Regions from separate parts of the Homo sapiens genome. Here region 1 is linked to region 2. Evidence: read pairs that join two places in POLR2A ChIA-PET (ENCODE). Cell type or tissue: Panc1. All regions are shown on one strand. Each heading gives the region's core, and the rest is flanking DNA. Links, peaks and the distances in the headings are about the cores only. Region 1 overlaps SOBP (sine oculis binding protein homolog). Region 2 has its middle 7.2 kb from the start of PDSS2.

The links. Peaks named below come from ENCODE experiments on the same cell type or tissue, not always from the same donor. Only the 100,000 strongest peaks of a DNase experiment are listed, where the experiment ranks them.
Region 1: POLR2A ChIA-PET joins it to region 2 with 19 read pairs; 8 of 35 experiments call an interaction of 5 or more read pairs at or near these places.

The regions. Positions count from the first base shown.
Region 1 is chr6:107,644,941-107,654,455 of GRCh38, forward strand. All of the region lies in intron 6 of SOBP (sine oculis binding protein homolog), which reads left to right. Among named protein-coding and RNA genes, the nearest start is that of SOBP, 160 kb to the left of the region's middle. In Panc1, for the core only: no CTCF peak of the experiment used is centred there; no DNase peak of the experiment used is centred there; H3K27ac peaks cover 3,963 bases.
Region 2 is chr6:107,462,050-107,471,564 of GRCh38, forward strand. No RefSeq gene overlaps it. Among named protein-coding and RNA genes, the nearest start is that of PDSS2, 7.2 kb to the left of the region's middle. In Panc1, for the core only: no CTCF peak of the experiment used is centred there; no DNase peak of the experiment used is centred there; H3K27me3 peaks cover 513 bases.

The DNA of each region.
Region 1 (9,515 bases), core at 980-8,979, 180 kb after region 2:
GACTTAGTGGCTATTTTCATAATCCCCAAGGTTTAGGCAACATGGACCTTAAATATTGATTGAAAGACTATGAAAAATTTTTGGTGGAAAAACATTATAACCTTGCAAATGAAGATGAGGGCTACTGGTTCAGGGTTCTCATCCTGATTTTGACAGCACTTCTCACTGTCCGATCAGGTGATCAACTTGTCCTTTGTCTTAGCTCTGGGTGTGTGTGTGTGCATGTGTGTGTGTGGCCTATGCATAGCAATAATAACTTTTAAAATCCTATTTTTGGATTTTATAAATCCTAAATGTATACTTAATTCATATATTACAATCTGCGAAACTTAATAACTCCTCATCATATCCAAACAGAGGGAAGCAGTCCCCTTTTGCTCATTCATAGTTCAGAGATAGTCTTCATTTATTTCCCTAGAGGGTAAAACATATCCATTTTGCACTAACAATATCTAATGCTGACTTTGCTCAGGTCTGTGTTATTAAAAGATGAGAGAGAGAGAGGGAAAGAGAGAAAAGAAAAAAAGTAGGGGAGGGTGTGTGGCAGGAGTCCTTGACTTGATTTGAAGAACTAATAACCTACTGAGAGACAAAAAAAAAAGCCAAGGTCACTTTTACAAGCAACATGCAGAACCTGCAAACTGATGTGACACTGCAGACAGTAGGCTTCGCAAGAGCAGGGACCGGGTCCAGTTCACTCATTGTTGTAACCAAGTGCCTAGCACAGGGGCTGGAAGAATGAGCACACAAGTATTCAGTGATCACATGAATGAAAGCGTCTCCATAGAGGAACAGCTAATGAAGCTGCCTTGATGTAGTGCCTTCTGGTCGATGAATTCTGAATTCTGAACCTGAGGAGGGATGTGGGCTGGCGATCAGGGGTGGAGAAATGAGGGGTGAAGTAGCATGTTAAAGGGCACAGACACAGAAAAGAGCAAGCTGTATTAGGGATGACCTTCCGGTTCACTTGGCTGGAACAAAGGGCTTGACCACAGAGGGTGAGAAGCATGAGGCTGGAGGAGAGTGGGAAGGTGGTAGAACAGGAGTTTGGGGAATTTGTACTCAATACATTGGGCAACGTCACTGTGGCCTCAAGCACAAGAATGACAAGATGAAATCTGTGTTTGAGGAAAATTACTTGAGCAGCTCTTTGTAGACTGAAAGACTGACATTGCTAAAGCTGATGGTTGCATTCTGATGGCAGGCTAATTGCCAGCAGTTGATTCTAAACATTGCAGAACGTCATCGCTGGAGTGCGAGGGACATGCGCTGCCAGATCTATGGGTTAAGTATGGAAAGCCATTGTCTCTGGACAGTGAGAAGAACTTTCTTTGTGCTAAGTGGGCCTAAGGAAATGTCACAATGCACGGTGGAAGGAAATCTCACAATCAACAGACCATTCCAGGATCTAAAGAAGGAAGATGCTGGCTTGGCTCCAGATGGCCACAGAAACAGAGGCCCCACCCTTCTGACCAACCAGCAGCTCTGAGCCTTAAGCCAGCAGGGAAGGGCAGATGTGGGCTGCTGTTTCATGCATGCACAGAGGCAGGCCCTGGCTCTTGCAGCAGCGGACTTCACGAATGTGGAATGTGGAGGTTACACAGCGATGCCTAGACTGTCTGTCCTTAGACCGAAGGGCAGCAGAAAGGCTCAGGGGGCTTGCTCTATATTCCTTAGACATCTCCGGAGATTTTCTCAGCATCAGAATCAGATCCTCCCATGGCCTGCGGCTACTTTTAAGAAAGTTTGGCAACCTTTTGGATATGTCCTCTTCTCTTTTTTGACTTTCCAGGCTGTAAACCTTCAGAAGCTTCCACATGTGGTGCCAGTGGGCTCCTGGTGGTGAAGGAAGGTGGCAGTGTGGTTTAGTGGAAAAGAATATCTGCTCTGGAGTTGGGCCAGCTTGGGTTCGTATCCCAGCAGAGACACTTACCAGGTGAGGGAGAAAGGGACTTCAGCTCTCTGAGCCTCAGTCTCTATGTCATGAGTAATGAGATTGCTGTAAGAGACAGGTAAGGAAATGTATAAAGTGTGGCTCATCACAGATGCCCTAAAATGGCAGTTGCCATCCTGTTAGAAAGGATGCATTGCCTAAGGACAGAGCTTGGGGCTGGAGTGAGACCTGCCTGGGTTTGAAAACTGGCTGGGTCACTTACCAGCTGTGAGGATTTGGACAAGTTTTATAACCTCTCTGGGCCTGCATTTTCTCATTAAATAATTATAATAGCTAATATTTATTGAACACTTTCTACATGTAGGCAGTGTTTAAATGCTACATACCAACAATGCATGAGACTTAGCATTATTAAGCCCATTTTGCAGATGAAGAGACTGAGGCTTGGAGAGGTTAAGTATGCCACCCAGAGTCATGTGGCCAGTAAATGGCAGTGCTGAGATACGACTGGCAGCCTGGCTCCAGAGTTTCCATGCAAAACCACTGTCCATGGCTTATGTGTAAAAAATGAAGATAATAACCCCTACTTTGTGCAGTTATCAGCTCCAATGTAAATAACAAGTTAAAATGTCCGGGAGCTACCTGGCTCGTAGTAGATGCTTATTACAAAAATTGTCATGATAGCCCCTACAGCCCAGAACTTCTTCCCTTGGATGTGTAATGGAAAATAATGAAACACTTCCACGTTGTCAACCTCAGAGGTTAGGGAAACCATTCCAGAAATTCTCATAAAATCTCTGGTTCCACTTTTACAAGTCGAGACTGCAACAAAGAGAGCGAGTGCCCAAGGTCACAGGGTGGCGCAGCCAGGATTAGAACCTGAGTCCTCATCTGCCTTTCCTCTCGGTGGAACATGGGATCTGACCGCAGCTGCTTCAGTTACATGCCCTGTGCCAAGCACCAGAGTCATATTTTTGCCACCCACGGCATGGCTTCCTCACATCAGGAAGCCAATTCCAGAGAGAAAATAGGTTGTGCCTGAACATCTAGGGTTGAGAGGTTAAAGGGTTGCAGGAAAGCAGTTAGTAACCACACTCTCCATCATTTTTGCTGTTGGGGGAGAAATCAGTATTATAGCTCTTACATTTTGCAATGGCATTTGTACTAATATGAAGCTTTCTCCCTCCCTCTCTCTGCTAATGGGCTGGTCATAAAGAATGAATCAAGTGTGGAGAAGACTGCTTTCCCAGACCTCATCTAAATCCTAAAATCTGCCGTTGACCCACAGGTCAAAGCTACTTGCCACATGAAGCTGCTTTTTTCTCTGTATTCTTTCTCTTTTACCTAGAATGCCTCTGTTCATATAACATAGAGAAGTAACACACTTAATCTTAACACAGTAAACATCTGGCTTTTTTGTCACAGGCAGAATTTTTGGAAGGCCGCAGTCTTGAGAGTCAGGGTGGTAGAAATCAGAAAAGGACAAGGACCCTGTCCTTTCCACTGACCCCTTGAATGAGTCTCTAAATTCATCTAGGATTTAGCATCTCCCACTTTAACAGGGACACAGTGACACCTGCTCCTGTAGTCACAGTGGGGAGAGGGGAGCAGAGCTGTGGGCCAGGGGCCTGCTGAGTTCCATGAACTGACATCAGCTAGTTCGTGTGTTGGATGAGACTTGATGAAAATGTGTGGTTTTTTTTTTTTCTTATGAAAAACTTTTCAGAGTTCTTGTTTGCAAATGCAGGGTGTTAGGCCATGTATGTCTCTAAGGCACTATACAGCTCTGACATTGTGACCCTGCCACCCTACTGTCAGGGCAAAGAAGGGGGGAGATGGAACATAGGCTAGGGGTCAGCTCTCCCAGCGGGAGGGGGAAACTTGACTTTGGGGTTCTAGAAGCTGGACTTCCATCCACCTTTTCCTATTTCTGGCAACCCTTCCTGGCAAAGTTATTCATCTGTAAAATGGAGATAGTAATAAATATTTCAGTAGCATTGCTGTTTGCTTCCAAGTGAAATAAGTATATAAAAATGCCTGGTGCTGTATTTGATGTAAATTAGGTGTGCAATAAAATTTGACTCCTAGTCTGGGCACAGCGGCTCATGCCTGTAATCTCAGGACTTTGGAAGGCTGAGGTGGGAGGATCATGAGCCCAGGAGTTTGAGACCCCATCTCTACAAAAAATTTAAAAATTAACTGGGCATGCCTGTAGACCCAGCTACTCAGGAGGCTGAGGCCCAGGAGTTTGAGGCTGCAGTGAGCTATGATCATGCAGCTGTCCTCCAGCCTGGGTGACAGAGCAAGACCTTGCCCCGCCCCCACTACCAAAAAAAAAAAAAAAAAAAAAAAAAAACCATCAGGAGCCATGGCTCATGCCTGTAATCCCAGCACTTTGCAAGGCCTAGAGGCCAAGACAGGAGGATCACTTGAGCCCAAGAATTTGAGACCAGTCTGGGCAACACAGGGAGACCCCATTTCTACAAAAAATCAGAAAAAAATTAGCCAGGCTTGGTGGTACATGCCTGTGGTCCCAGCTACTTGGGAGGCTGAGATCACTTGAGCCCAAGAGGTTGAGGCTGCAGTGAGCCATGATGGTGCCACTGCACTCCAACCTGGGTGACAGAGCAAGACCCTGTCTCAAAAAAAAAAAGAAAACTCCTTTCATTGAAGACATAAACCACAATGGGAAGTACTTAGTTCTGAAAGCCAGGGCATAGGACCTAGGCTCTTGTTCAAAATTTCCTGCAGAACAGCTCTATCATGTAATTCTTCTTTATTCTATTTTTCTTTTTTGGGAGTGAACAGAGCCATCTGCTATAGTGTGTTTGTTAAAAAAAAAAAAAAGAAGAAGAAAGAAAAAAGAAAACTACACTGTTAGTCATGAATCCCTCCATGGTTTTGGAAGAGGGCCTACCAGAGACCTGGTCATTTGGTTTGCTTAAACTTCCAGGTTCTGGAAAGAACTTAGTAAAGAGGATCCATTGTCCAAGGTGAAGATAAGGACTTACTTAAGTGAGTGCACAAGAAGGGGCTCCGTAGTTCTGGGTTCTTCGCCCCTCAGAAACTTTTAGAGGTCAGCAAGAAATAGCAATGACCACTTATAAGAAAAAACAGACTGCTCTCCCCTAACCCATAGAACCAGCAAAGGAAAACAACATTTTCATTTGTAAAATGAAGACTTAAAGATAGAGTTATCCCAGTAGGGAGTCTTACATGGTTGTAATTTTTACTGATTAACAAGTAAAATAAGGGATATAGCTAAAAGAAAAAGTTATTTAAAAATTAAAGAAAACAAGGCCTTATAATTGGTTAATTTTTATTGTTATTTTTATTTTATTTTTAGTACTCAGGAACCTTAGCTTCTCAGAGCCATAGGGTGAGTAGCATCACAGTGATGAAGCTGCGATTCAGACCAGAGCCTAACACTGAGCTAAGATGAAACTCACCCTTGGCTCCCATACCCTCTCCTTACCATGAGCTATAGACTCGAAAGGAGAAGGAATGTTTTTCAGTTGCAGGCATATCTCACTTTATCATGCTTCGCTTTATTACGCTTCACGAATATTGCCTTTGTACAAATGGAAGGTTTGTGGCAACCCTGTCAAGTCTATCAATGCCATTTTTCCAACAGCATGTGCTCACTTTATGTCTCTGTGTCACATTTTGGTAATTCTCACAATGTTTCAAACATTTTCATTATCATATCTGTTATGGTGATTTGTGATCAGTGATCTTGGATGTTACTATTGTCATTGTTTTGGGACACCATGAACTGCACCCATGTAAGAGGTAAACTTAGTCAATAAACGTTGGGTATGTTCTGACTGCTCCACCAACTGGCTGTTCCCCCATCTTTCTCCTTCTCCTTGGGCCTCCCTATTTCCTGAGATACAAGATTGAAAGTAGGCCAGTTAATAATTCTATGATGGCCTCTAAATGTTTAAGTGAAAGGAGGGCCTCTAAATGTTTAAGTGAAAGGAGGAGACCCATGTCTCTCATTTTGAATCAAAAGCTAGAAGTGATTAAACTTAGTGAGGAAGGCATATTGAAAGCCAAGACAGGCCAAAAGCAAGGCTACTTGTGCCAATCAAGTTGTGAATGCAAGGAAAAAGTCCTTGAAGGAAACTAAAATTGCTACTCCATGGCTAGGCACAATGGCTCAAACCTGTAATAATCCCAGCACTTTGGGAGGCTGAGGCTGGCGGATCGCTTGAGCCCAGGAGTTCAAGATTAGCCTGGGAAACATGGCAAAACCCTGTCTCTACAAAAAATATGAAAAATTAGCTGGGTGTGATGGTGCACACCTGTAGTCCCAATTACTCAGGAGGCTGAGGTGGGAGGATCACCTGAGCCTGGGAATTTGAGGCTGCAGTGAGCTGTGATCATGCCACTGCACTCCAGCCTGAGTGACTGAGATATTGTCTCTAAATAACAAATAAATAAAAATGCTACTCCAGTGAAGACACAAATGATAAGAAAGCAAAACAGCCTTATTGCTGATATAGAGAAAATTTGAGTGGTCTGGGTGGAAGATCAAACCGACCACAATATTTCCTTAATCCAAAACTTAATCCAGAGCAAGGCCCTAACTCTCTTCATCACTGAAGACTGAGAGAGGGGAGGAAGCTGCAGAAAAAGATTTTGAAGCTAGCAGAGGTTGGTTCATGAGCTTTAAAGAAAGAAGCTGTCTCCATAACATCAAAGTGCAAGGTGAAGCAGCAAGTGCTGATGTAGAAGCTGCAGCAAACTACCCAGAAGATCTAGCTAAGATCATTGATGAAGGTGACTACACTAGACAATAGATTTTCAATATAGATAAAACAGCTTTATATTGAAAGAAGATGCCAACTAGGACTTTCATAGATAGAGAGGAGTCAATGCCTGACTTCAAAGCTTCAAAGGACAGGCTGACTCTCTTGGTAGGGGCTAATGCTGCCGGTGACCTTAAGTGGAAGCCAGTGTTCACTTACTGTTCTGAAAATCCTAGGGCCTTTAAGAATTATGCTAAATCTACTCTGCTTGAGCTCTGTCAGTGGAACAACGAAGCTTGGGTGACAGCACATCTCTTGATACCATGGTTTACTGAATATTTTAAACCCACTGTTGAGACCCACTGCTCAGGAAAAAATAATTCTTTTAAAACATTACTGCTTATTGACAATGCATTTGGTCATCCAAGAGCTCTGATGGAGCGGTACAAAGAAATTAATTGTTTTCATGCCTGCTAACACAACATTCATTCTGCAGCCCATGGATCAAGGAGGAATTTTGACTTCCAAGTCTTATCATTTAAGAGATACACTTCATAAGGCTCTAGCTGCCATTGATAGTGATGCCTCTAACAGATTTGGGCAAAGTACATTGAAAATCTTCTGGAAAGGATTCACTATTCTAGATGCCATTAAGAACATTTGTGATTCATAGGAGGAGGTCAAAATATCAACATTAACAGGAGTTTGGAAGGAGTTTATTCCAACACTCGTGGATGACTTTGAAGGGTTCAAGAGTTCAGTGGAGGAAGTAGCTGCAGATATGATAGAAATAGCAAGAGAATTACAAGGGGAACCTAAATATGTGGCTGAATTGCTGCAATCTCACGATCAAACTTGAACAGATGAGGAGTTGCTTCTTAAGAATGAACAAAGAAATTGGTTTCTAGAGATAGAATCTGCTCCTGGTAAAGATGCTGTGAACAATGATGAAATTACAACAAAGGATTTAGACTATTCCATAAACTTAGTTGATAAAACAGCAGCAGGGATTGACTCAGTTTTGAAAGTGTTCTATTGTGGGTAAAATGTTATCAAATAGCATGGCATGACACAGAGAAATCCTTTGTGAAAGGAAGAATCAACCAATGTGGCAAACTTTATTGTTGTCTTATTTTAAGAAATTGCCACAGCCACCCCAGCCTTTGGCAACCACCACCCTGATTAGTCAGCAGCCGTCAGTATCAAGGCAAGACTCTCCACCAGCAAAAAGGTTATGGTTTGCTGAAGGCTCAGATGATTGTTAGCATTTTTTTTTTTTTACAAATAAAGTATTTTAAATTAAGAAATGTAAATTGTTTTTTAGACATAATGCTACTGCACATTTAATAGACTACAGTATAGTATAAACATAACTTTTATATGCACTGGGAAACCCTCCAAAAAAATGCATGTGACTTGCTTTATTGCAATGCTCACTTTATTGCAGTGGTCTAGAACCAAACCTCCAGTATCTCCCACGTATCTTCATCAGTTAATGAGCTATAAGAAAAGAGATGTCATCCTCTTCAAAAATGAGAACAATTTCTATCCTGCAAAAGCCATTTAAAAACTCTTCATGAAGCAATGGTTGATGGAGGAGAGAAGGAATCGTGTTTTGGTAAAAACCTTCCTTCCTGGGATGGGTTTGGTGTGGGGACCACTATCTGGCATCACACTCAGAGTTTATCAGCTAGTGCAGGCGGCTCTGTTCATTGACCGCAGGGCTCTACCCTTGTGAGTGTCCCAGAATAGCTGCGGCTACCTGAGAGCAATCCAGTCCTCAGGGACTCGTTATTGTCCCAGATAAACAGCGTTGCCGCAGCCAGCACGTAATGGCTGTATTTAACTGTGATAAGTGATGGGCAGACGTGCCCGAGTGAGTGGATCTCTGGTAGGGCCTGGGTAATTGGACAAAGGCAAGCTGGCTGGCAGCAGGCATTTCTTGCACATCATAGAATTGATGCCACAGGGTTTTAGACTCCTGGGGATAAATATGACAGACATGGGGAGCTTGCCTTCTAAATGAGGAAGACAGGACAGACCTACTGGATTTTGATTATGCTAATTACAAAAGTATTTGAGGAAGGAAATAATACAAGTTTAGAAAATGGGTTAGATTAATAGAGGCAGGCTTCCTGGTAGAAGTGGAATCTGCCACCACAGAAGAGCTAGTTTGGAAATGTTGGGATGTAGAATAAGACAGACATTTTTCTCTGAACACACATTTACTTTTGGGAGTGGTTGCCTGGAAGTTTTATGGAATGCTAACAGTGAAAGTCTTAGGCCATAAAGGTCAAAGAAGTAAAGGTGAGAGTGGCCATATTTTGACAGTATCAACATTGAGAGAATGTATTTAGACACAGTTTTGCTATCTATAATTCTCTGGAAAATTTTGTGTTATAAAGGTGGATGAGTATCTAGATCACATTCTTGGCCATGCTTCCCTGATAAAACAGAAAAGTGACTCACCAGGTGAACAGAGAGTCTCTCAATGCATTTGGTGTGCAGTTACGATTCCATGAAGAGAAATATTTCATTCCTCTGGCCAAAAGGGGCAGGCAGGCCTGGAATTCTGAAGATAGCTGGTCATACATGCCCGATGGAGACCATGCCTTGTGGTGCCAGCGTGTGTGTATGGTACATACATAGTACATGTATGATACATATATAGCATAAGAAATGGGCTTTTATTTGTATGTAATTGTGTGTGTCTGATGCTTCATGTAGCAGGGGTGGGTTATCCTGCCTTCAGACAAATGCCCAAATCAGAGGAAAACCCAAGTGTGAGGTACAATTGTGGCCACTTCCCCAGAATCCCCTGCTTTAAGGGGTATTCCACAAACCTCTGCCATAGATGTGTGTGTATG
Region 2 (9,515 bases), core at 776-8,775:
ACAGCAGGATTTCTCAGCCTTGGCATTTTTGGCGTTTTGGACCAGATAATTCTTTGTTGGGGGAAGGGGGGCAGTCCTGAGTATTGTACGGTGTTGAGTAGCATTCCTGACCTCTACGTACTAGATGTTAAGCAGCACCCCTTTCCAAGTTGTGACAACGAGGTATGTCTCCAAACATTACCAAATGTCTGTCACCCTGGAGTGCAAAATTGCCCACTGGGAAATGGGAGATGCTGAAAGAAAAAAACAGTGTCCATCCATGACATTTACTCCTACAAAGCAGCAAAAAAGAAGTCCTGGGTGTGAGTAGCCCTGCAGGTTAGAGAGTGGTCACTCCACAACCTATGGAAACTTTCAGCCACACTCAGGGACTTCCCCTTGGCATCGGAGTTGTTTTGGAGACAGCACGCTGACAAAAAATGATCACAGTTCCTCCTCTACCTTTTTCAGGATTCTGAAGCTTATACCAGTAGAACTCACTGGGCACTCTGCATTCTACTGACCTTAGAAAGAAGTAAGGTCATATTTGATGTCCTTTTCTTTGGCTGGAAACCCGAGCCAGCCTTGGAAAATACAAGCTCTTAACAAGGATAGTGCTGTGGGCGCTGGCATTTCCATGATTAGGTGAGTGGAAATAGATAGAGATATTGCAGCCACCCTCCTTATGTCACCCTCAATACAATCACCTATTGTTTATCCTGAGAGAGTTCTTCCAAAGGCAGATGAAAGCGTCGTGGTGTATCTTGGGCAAAGATGATAAAAGGAGGCAAAAATCCAAAAGTTTGACCACCTACTTGGTTAGCAGGCTATGGAGATGCCACATAGTGCCATTGAGAATGCAAAATGGTACATGGCAGCTATGGAAGGGAATTTGATAATCCTCAGCAAAATTACATATATATTGCCCTTTGCCCTAGAAACCCAATTCTAGGAAAATATCCCAAATAATGACTTAAGCACAAGGTTATTCATTGCAGTATTATTTGTAATAGCAAAAGATTGGAAACAATCCAGATAACCCCAAATAAGAGATTGGTTGAACAAACTCGAGTAGATCTACACAATGAAACTATGCAACTGTGAAAAAGAACGAGGGCCATTTCTTTACACTGAGGTGAAATGATCTCCGAATATATATTAGTGTAAAAAAAAAAAAAAACCAAAGTGCAGAACAGTATATGTGCTTTTTTTTTGTAAGATAGCTAAACTACAAATGAGTATTTGCATATATTTGGAATAGGAGGAAACAGGTGGAGGAGACAGGCGTGGAAGCTAGACTACTCTGAATAAGCCTTGGCTATATGGTTTTGATTTTAGAATCATGTATATGTTTTACATTTTCAAAATAATTTCAAATCCGAAAGAAAAATGCAATTCCTAAAATTTGAAAACAAATAATCTAACTGTATATTAAGTTGGTGGCATAACCATACCAAGTAAACACTTTAATTACTTTAGAAAATATTGTTTTCACTGTACAATCAGAATATATGCTCAGGATAAATAGAACTACAAAGATATCTTAAGCTTTAGTCAATAGTCTTATTGGTGGTTGAAATACAGATACTATTATAGTACTTTCAAACTATTCATGTATATATAGGTAAAAATTACTAGAGTTTTTAGGAACAGTGATTTTCAGAGTAAGTAGAATCCATGTAATATTAAAGTTGAATTAGAAAGAATATGAACTTATGATTCTTTTCTTTTTAAAAAATGTTTTTCTTATATCCCAGTAAGAATTATTAGGGGAAAAAAAGCATTTTACTTCCTTTGTCCCTTGGAAAGGCCTAGAAGTAATGACAATTTTGTAGTAATAAGCATCTTTAGCATTCACATTCTTTTTTTTTTTTTTTTTTTGAGACACAGTCTCTCTCTGTCACCCAGGCTGGAGTGCAGTGGCGCAATTTCAGCTCACCACAACCTCAGCCTCCTGAGTTCAAATGATTAGCATGCCTTAGCCTCCTGAGCAGCTGGGACTACAGGTGTGTGCCACCACACCCAGCTAATTTATATATATATATTTTATATATATATATATAAAATATATATAATATATATATATTTTACAAATTTAGAATGTTTTATATTTTGAAAACACTTCCAGTTTAATTGTTTTCTTGGTTATCTTATGTATTTTATAATTATGCATTCACCACATACCCTGAGAAGGCTCCATCAGTTGCCTCCAGAAGCACAGAATGACCAGGTGCTGGGTGGAATTTCAAATGCAGACCTTCTTTCTGACTGGTCCTCTCTGTATGTTCTTCTGCCACTCGCAATTCATAGCTGTGTTTTTTTTTTAATTTTTTTTAATTTTATTATTACTATACTTTAAGTTTTAGGGTACATGTGCACAATGTACAGGTTTGTTACATATGTATACATGTGCCATGTTGGTGTGCTGTACCCACTAACTCGTCATTTAGCATTAGGTATATCTCCTAATGCTATCCCTCCCCGCTCCCCCCACCCCACAACAGGCCCCGGAGTGTGATGTTCCCCTTCTTGTGTCCATGTGTTCTCATTTTTCAGTTCCCACCTATGAGTGAGAACATGCGGTGTTTGGTTTTTTGTCCTTGCGATAGCTGAGAATGATGGTTTCCAGCTTCATCCATGTCCCTACAAAGGACATGAACTCATCCTTTTTTATGGCTGCATAGTATTCCATGGTGTATATGTGCCACATTTTCTTAATCCAGTCTATCGTTGTTGGACATTTGGGTTGGTTCCAAGTCTTTGCTATTGTGAATAGTGCCACAATAAACATACGTGTGCATGTGTCTTTATAGCAGCATGATTTATAATCCTTTGGGTATATACCCAGTAATGGGATGGCTGGGTCAAATGGTATTTCTAGTTCTAGATCCCTGAGGAATCGCCACACTGACTTCTACAATGGTTGAACTAGTTTACAGTCCCACCAACAGTGTAAAAGTGTTCCTATTTCTCCACATCCTCTCCAGCACCTGTTGTTTCCTGACTTTTTAATGATCGCCATTCTAACTGGTGTGAGATGGTATCTCATTGTGGTTTTGATTTGCATTTCTCTGATGGCCAGTGATGATGAGCATTTTTTCATGTGTTTTTTTGGCTGCATAAATGTCTTCTTTTGAGAAGTGTCTGTTCATCTCCTTCACCCACTTTTTGATGGGGTTGTTTGTTTTTTTCTTGTAAATTTGTTTGAGTTCATTGTAGATTCTGGATATTAGCCCTTTGTCAGATGAGTAGGTTGTGAAAATTTTCTCCCATTTTGTAGGTTGCCTGTTCACTCTGATGGTAGTTTCTTCTGCTGTGCAGAAGCTCTTTAGTTTAATTAGATCCCATTTGTCAATTTTTTTTATATTTTTAGTAGAGATAGGATTTTGCCATGTTGGCCAGACTGGTCTCGAACTCCTGACCTCAAGTGATCTGCCTGCCTCAGCCTCCCAAAGTGCTGGGATTACAGGCGTGAGCCACCACGCCTGGCCACATTCTACTTTAAAAAACATCATTTCCGTTGAAAAGAAATGAGGCTCTTTGGAGATATGGCAGATTTTTGTCTGGGGCAAGAAATGTGTATGATGAAGCTTGAACATCTTGTGCCAGAAATCAAGGAAGCTATTAAAGTCCAAAGGGACAGGTCAGAGGCACAAAGGGATCAGCATAAAGGAGCTCCCACTGGCTGAAAAGAGGACAATCTTACCCAAAAAAGTAAGAACTACAACTGATTGGAATTCATTGATTACATATAAATCGATGAGTTTATTATTAGCTGTAACTGGGACAATACTCTGAATATTTGCAATGTAATAAAAGAATTGAGCATTTATCCTGTCTTTCCTGTGTGAATTATATTTAGTGATGTCTTAGCCTGGCTTACCCCCTTGAAAGTTGAACCTAAGACAAGGGCTGACTTTTTAGGTAGTTTATTTTGGACAGTGATCTCAGGAAGCAGAAGTGGATGACTAGGGAGAGTGAAACAGAGAGAGTCAGTACAAGGGTGTTCTCTAGTTTGTCATCACTGTGGGCAATGAGGCCTTGAGCCATGTAGAATATACTTCATAATTGTCAGCTTGATGCAAGAAGAGAGCAGTTACTTATTAGCTCCCTTCTTCCATTGGTCCAAGTTTCCTCCTTGGGGCCTGAGCCCCCTCATACTTCTAAGCTGTCATGTGTGAGTGCTAGGCAAATGTCCCTTCTTTATAGTGTCAGAGGAACTCAGGGACAGAAATTGAGATGTATGCAATGCAGATGAGGAGAGATGCTCTCAGGTTACACCTGCAGGAAGCAGGTTGCTGCATCAATGGCTTTAGTAAAAGGTGGGCTGAGAGGATGAGAAACAGGGAACAAACCACTTCTAATGGGGTAATCAGATGTCCCAGATTGATGAAGGAAAGTTCTACTTTATAAAAATAATTACGTCAAATAAAAGAGAAGTAATAGAATTAGGAAATCACCATTTTACAATTCCTCATGAATTAGTTGATTTAGGCAACAATTATCAAAATGGAAGGCTGATAGGGAACCCTGCAATGAAGGTCTCAGGCTAACACCACCTGTAACTATTAATCAATCTCAGTGTCACTATGAGTGGGGAGTCCACCCATATGTGCCTCCTGATATGGTGCTTTATGAAATACATACCACCACCTAAGAAATATTTTAGCCAAAACAGTTGAATCTAAATCTCATCAAGTCTTGAGGACTAACTTCCAATCTTCTAGAAACATAGGAGAGGTAGAAATAAGTAAAATGGCATAACAAGGAAGCCAATGGACAAATCCAGCCTATGGGATAGTCTGCAAGCCAACTGCCTGGGTCTCTTCAACAGGACAAGGGAGGAAGAAGGGAGTAAAGGGACTCCCCTAGGTTGAAAGATTTTAAGAGGCAGAGCAAACCAAGTGTAATGTGTAGACCTTGTTTGGATTCTCATTCTAACTAACTGTTAAATGTAAGTTTTGAGACACTCAAAGAAATTTGAATATAGTTTTCATACACTAGGTATTGCAAAAGACTTATTAATTGTACATGTGAGTCTATAAGAAAATGTTCATATTTTTAAGTGATGGATACTAATGTATATAGGGATAAAATAACACAATGCCAGGAATGTGCTTTAAGACACTTCAGGAAGGGAAAAATAGATGAAAGAAGTATGTTAAAAGAAGTATATTTAAGTTACTAAATTATTAGGTAACTTATTATGCTGCAGTAAATTACTGATACAATTATCTATTAATCTTTTTATAATTTAATACATAAAGTGAACCTGCCACTAACACAAGAACTAGAATATTGATCATAGCTTACTTCTATCTATGTGACCTTTCTCCATCCCTTTCCCCTTACTTACCAAATAAATCTTTATCCCAAATCTTGTATTTGTCATTCCATCACTTTTCAAAAATATAATTTAATAATATATGTATTCTTAAAAATATGTCATTTAACAGTAGTTTGTTAGTTTTAAGTTAAAAATGAAGTTTCATGCCAGATGTAATTTTCTGTGGCCTTTTTAATTTATTCAACATTATTTTGCCAAGATTCACCCAAATCATACATACATAGTGGCAGTTCATTTGTTTTGACTGTTGTATAGTATCCATATCCACTCTTCTGTCAGTGGACATTGGGTTTGCTCTGGGGTGTTTTCTATTACAACAATGCTGCCATGAACAGGTTTACAAATGCCTCCAGGTGCACATGGCAAGGATTTATATCTAGCATTGGAATTGCTTGGTTGTAGAGTAGATGAATGAGCCAAACAGCTTTCCAAAGTGGCTATACCAATTTACACTTCCACCAGCCATTTTTGAGAGATCCTCTCATCACTTGATACTGTCAGATTTCTTAAAATTTCTACACAAATGGGTATAAAACAGAATCTCATTATGGTGTAGATATGCATTTCCCTTATCACTAGGAAGATAGCTGAATGCACTTTCCATATTGTAGATTAGCCCTCAAAGATGGTGTGGGAAGTTAGAACTGTAATTCTTTATTGCAGTTGTTCTCTTTGGTTTAATTTTTAAGTCTTCCCGTCTCAGATCCTCACTCCTCATATTCACAATAGTCCTTTCTTGCCATTTCCTTTAATGTTCTAAGTGTTTGACCTTAGAACAACTGTAGTTAGAGAGGAAATGGACCAAGACCTACTCTCCTTTTTTCTAGTTTCTCTCCCTACAGGGCAGCAGTGTGGAATTGACTTGTGGAATTGACTAGCGGTGCTGCTAGTTAATTTCACACTAGGATTAGCTCAACAGGGGAAGAAGTTGGTCCTTTTCTTTTACAAAGGCTCTTTCTGGGGGACTATTTTCTTTTAGAAACTTAGAATGAAAAGAAAAATCCGCTGAGAGGGTTTTTACTTGAATTGTAGACAGTATTATAAAATAGCCATCTAGGTTCTACACCTCTGTCCTAAATTAACTGTATGATCAGAGGCTAGTTACTTAACACCCTGAGTTTAAAATTACTCATTTGTAAAACAGAAGTCAATAATCTCTTGAGTCCATTTAAGTGCCAAAATGTTTTTATTCCATGAACAAAATTAGCTAGTAAACTGACTTGTTCCTTAAGGTAATTTCATCTTCTCCACTTACTTGCTTCCTACCAACCTGATTGATCTTGGCATTAACACAGGTTAAAACTTGAGGCCCTAGGCTGGTCGTGGTGGCTTCTGCCTGTAATTCCAGCACTTTGGGAGTCCAAGGCAGGAAGATCACTTGAAGCCAGGAGTTCAAGACCAGCCTGGACAAAAGTGAGATCCTGTCTCTACAAAAAAATTAAACACACACACACACACACACACACACACACAAGATTTCAGACAGGGCCCTGTCATGCTTCTTGAATCGTTATGTTTGCCACTGCATCCCCAGAACTCAATACTGTATCTGCCAAAGAATAGGCACCACATAAATATTTGTTCATCAGTTGAATGAATAATGAATGAACAAGCTAGGTCTTTATGCTCCATTCCCATTTCCACTCCACCATCATACTCAAAATCAGAAGTTACTTGAGTTGTACTTTATTTATAATGAGACGATCAGGAAGCACAGAGTAGAGAATGTCTCCAGTACTACAAGTCTAGCTGGCTCTCCATTACTGTTTAAATGTTCCTCATGAATAGCAAAGTAACCACACCCAGCTGATCTCTGGGCTTGAGGACCAGATATCAGTATTTTTCAAATACTCTCCAGGAGGTTCTAATATACAGCCAGGTTGAGAATCACTATTATAGAAAAAAATAAAATACTCTACTCTTTATTTCTGTTACTTTTTGTTGGCTTTCTCTCTCTCTCTTGTTTCTGCATTTCTTTGTTCCTTTCTCCTTTATTTTTAAATAAATATTGGTTAGACTCCATTTTCTAGGGTTCTAGAGAAATTCTGGCAGATCTGAATACAGAAAACTCTCTTTCTGTTGCATAGAAGGCAGATATAGGTAATATCAGGTAACGGAGGGATGAAAACATACAGCATTTATTACATGTATATGGACGATAACTTCAAATTATATAGAGTTGTTAAGGCATCTTGTCAGTAACAGCTGCCCTAGAGTAATAAATATAACCCCTAAATTATATGACAATATTCCCTCTGTCTTAAAATACAATTTCCTCTAAAATTGGAAAGTGTTTCATTCAGGGATGGGTGTTTCCATGGTTAAAAAAAATAAATCAGTTTGGTCAGTTAATTCTAATAAATCATTTTTCAAAAATTTAGTGAAAAAACTCTGTTTTTTCTGTTCAAGGCATTCTGTTCATAAGTTCAATGACCAATTCAGTTAAGTCAATTTGAAGCCCCATGTAGACTCACCCTAATTTCTTTTTAGAAATAGCTATTAACAGTCCCCCCAAATTAAAGTCACATATTCAAAGCCTATTATGATGTGGCCATAGGTAAATGGACCTTTAAAAACTATTTCTTAGGCTGGGTGCAGTGGCTCATGCCTGTAATCCTAGCACTTTGGGAGGCTGAGGCGGGCTGATCACCTGAGGTCAAGAGTTTGAGACCAGCCTGACCAACATGGAGAAACCCCATCTCTACTAAAAATGCAAAATTAACCAGGCGTGGTGGCACATGCCTGTAATCCCAGCTACTCAGGAGGCTGAGGCAGGAGAATCACTTGAACCCGGGAGGCGGAGGTTGCGGTGAGCCGAGATCGCGCCATTGCACTCCAGCCTAGGCAACAAGAGCAAAACACCGTCTCAAAAATAAAAATAATAAAAATAATTAAAAAATAAAAACTATTTCTTTCATATAAAGCAATGTGTCATAAATGAGAGAGAGAGACTCCTTTATTAACCTTGGCAATATGGCAGTATGGAAGAGATATCAACTGGCTAGGCTGCAAAGAATTTGTAAAAGACCTTTTGAGAAAATCAGGTGACTAGGGCAATTTATGTAAGGTTATTGCCCAGAAACTGACACTCACATAAAAGAGATGTCATTGTCAACTACTACAGTGTCAGAGCTGTTTCTCAAAATTATCCTGGTTTAAATCAAGCAGAAGAGCTTACTCTAGTGTTTTCTGTTCTTTGAAATCATGCCATAAATAAACATCTGTAATAAATATGTCTGAACATTATAGGGCTAGTATGACTATGTTGGGAGTAATAGATTTGAAGTGCATGACGAAATAAAAGGAATATGCTGATGTCAAAGGAAGTAAAAGTTGCTTTATTTGTCTAAGAATAAAAGACATTGGGTCCCCAAAGTCTAAACAAAGAACAGCTCTACAAAAGATGCTCTTCCCATGGATAGTGACACAGCTCAGTGACAAGTGATCAGTCATGGGAGCCAGATGCCCTGTGTTTGAGTCCCAGCTTTGCTGTTAACCAACAGTACAATGTTGGGCAAATTATGTAACTTCTCAGTACTGTTGTTTTCTTATTGGGAAGAACAGCAATACCTATGGCAATGGGTAATTTTGAAGAGTAGCCTGAGTTCATAAAGTATGATCAGTGCCTGGCACATAGTAAGTTTATAACATAAACTTATTAATATTATTATTATTCTCCACTTTTCAAGGAAAAGTTCTCCTAACTTCAAATCAATAATAATTTGTGTGTGTGTGTGTATTTTCAGTAGAGATGGGGTTTCACCGTGTTAGCCAGGATGGTCTCGATCTCCTTACCTCGTGATCTGCCCGCCTCGGCCTCCCAAAGTGCTGGGATTACAGGCGTGAGCCACCGCACCCAGCCTAAATCGATAATAATTTTAAAAAGCTATAAAGTGTTTTTACTTCTTATGCTTTTAGGAATATAGCTCTTTTTAATTCTAGAACAAATCATACAATTTTCCCACATAACATAAGCATGTATAGTATATACATATAAAAGACAATTGGCTGGGCGCAGTGGCTCACATCTGTAATTCCCAACACTTTGGGAGGCTGAGGTGGGAGGATCACAAGGTCAGGAGTTTGAGACCAGCCTGGCCAATATGGTGAAACCCCATCTCTACTAAAAATACAAGAATTAGCCAGGCGCAGTGGTGCACACCTGTAGTCCCAGCTACTCCCGAGGCTA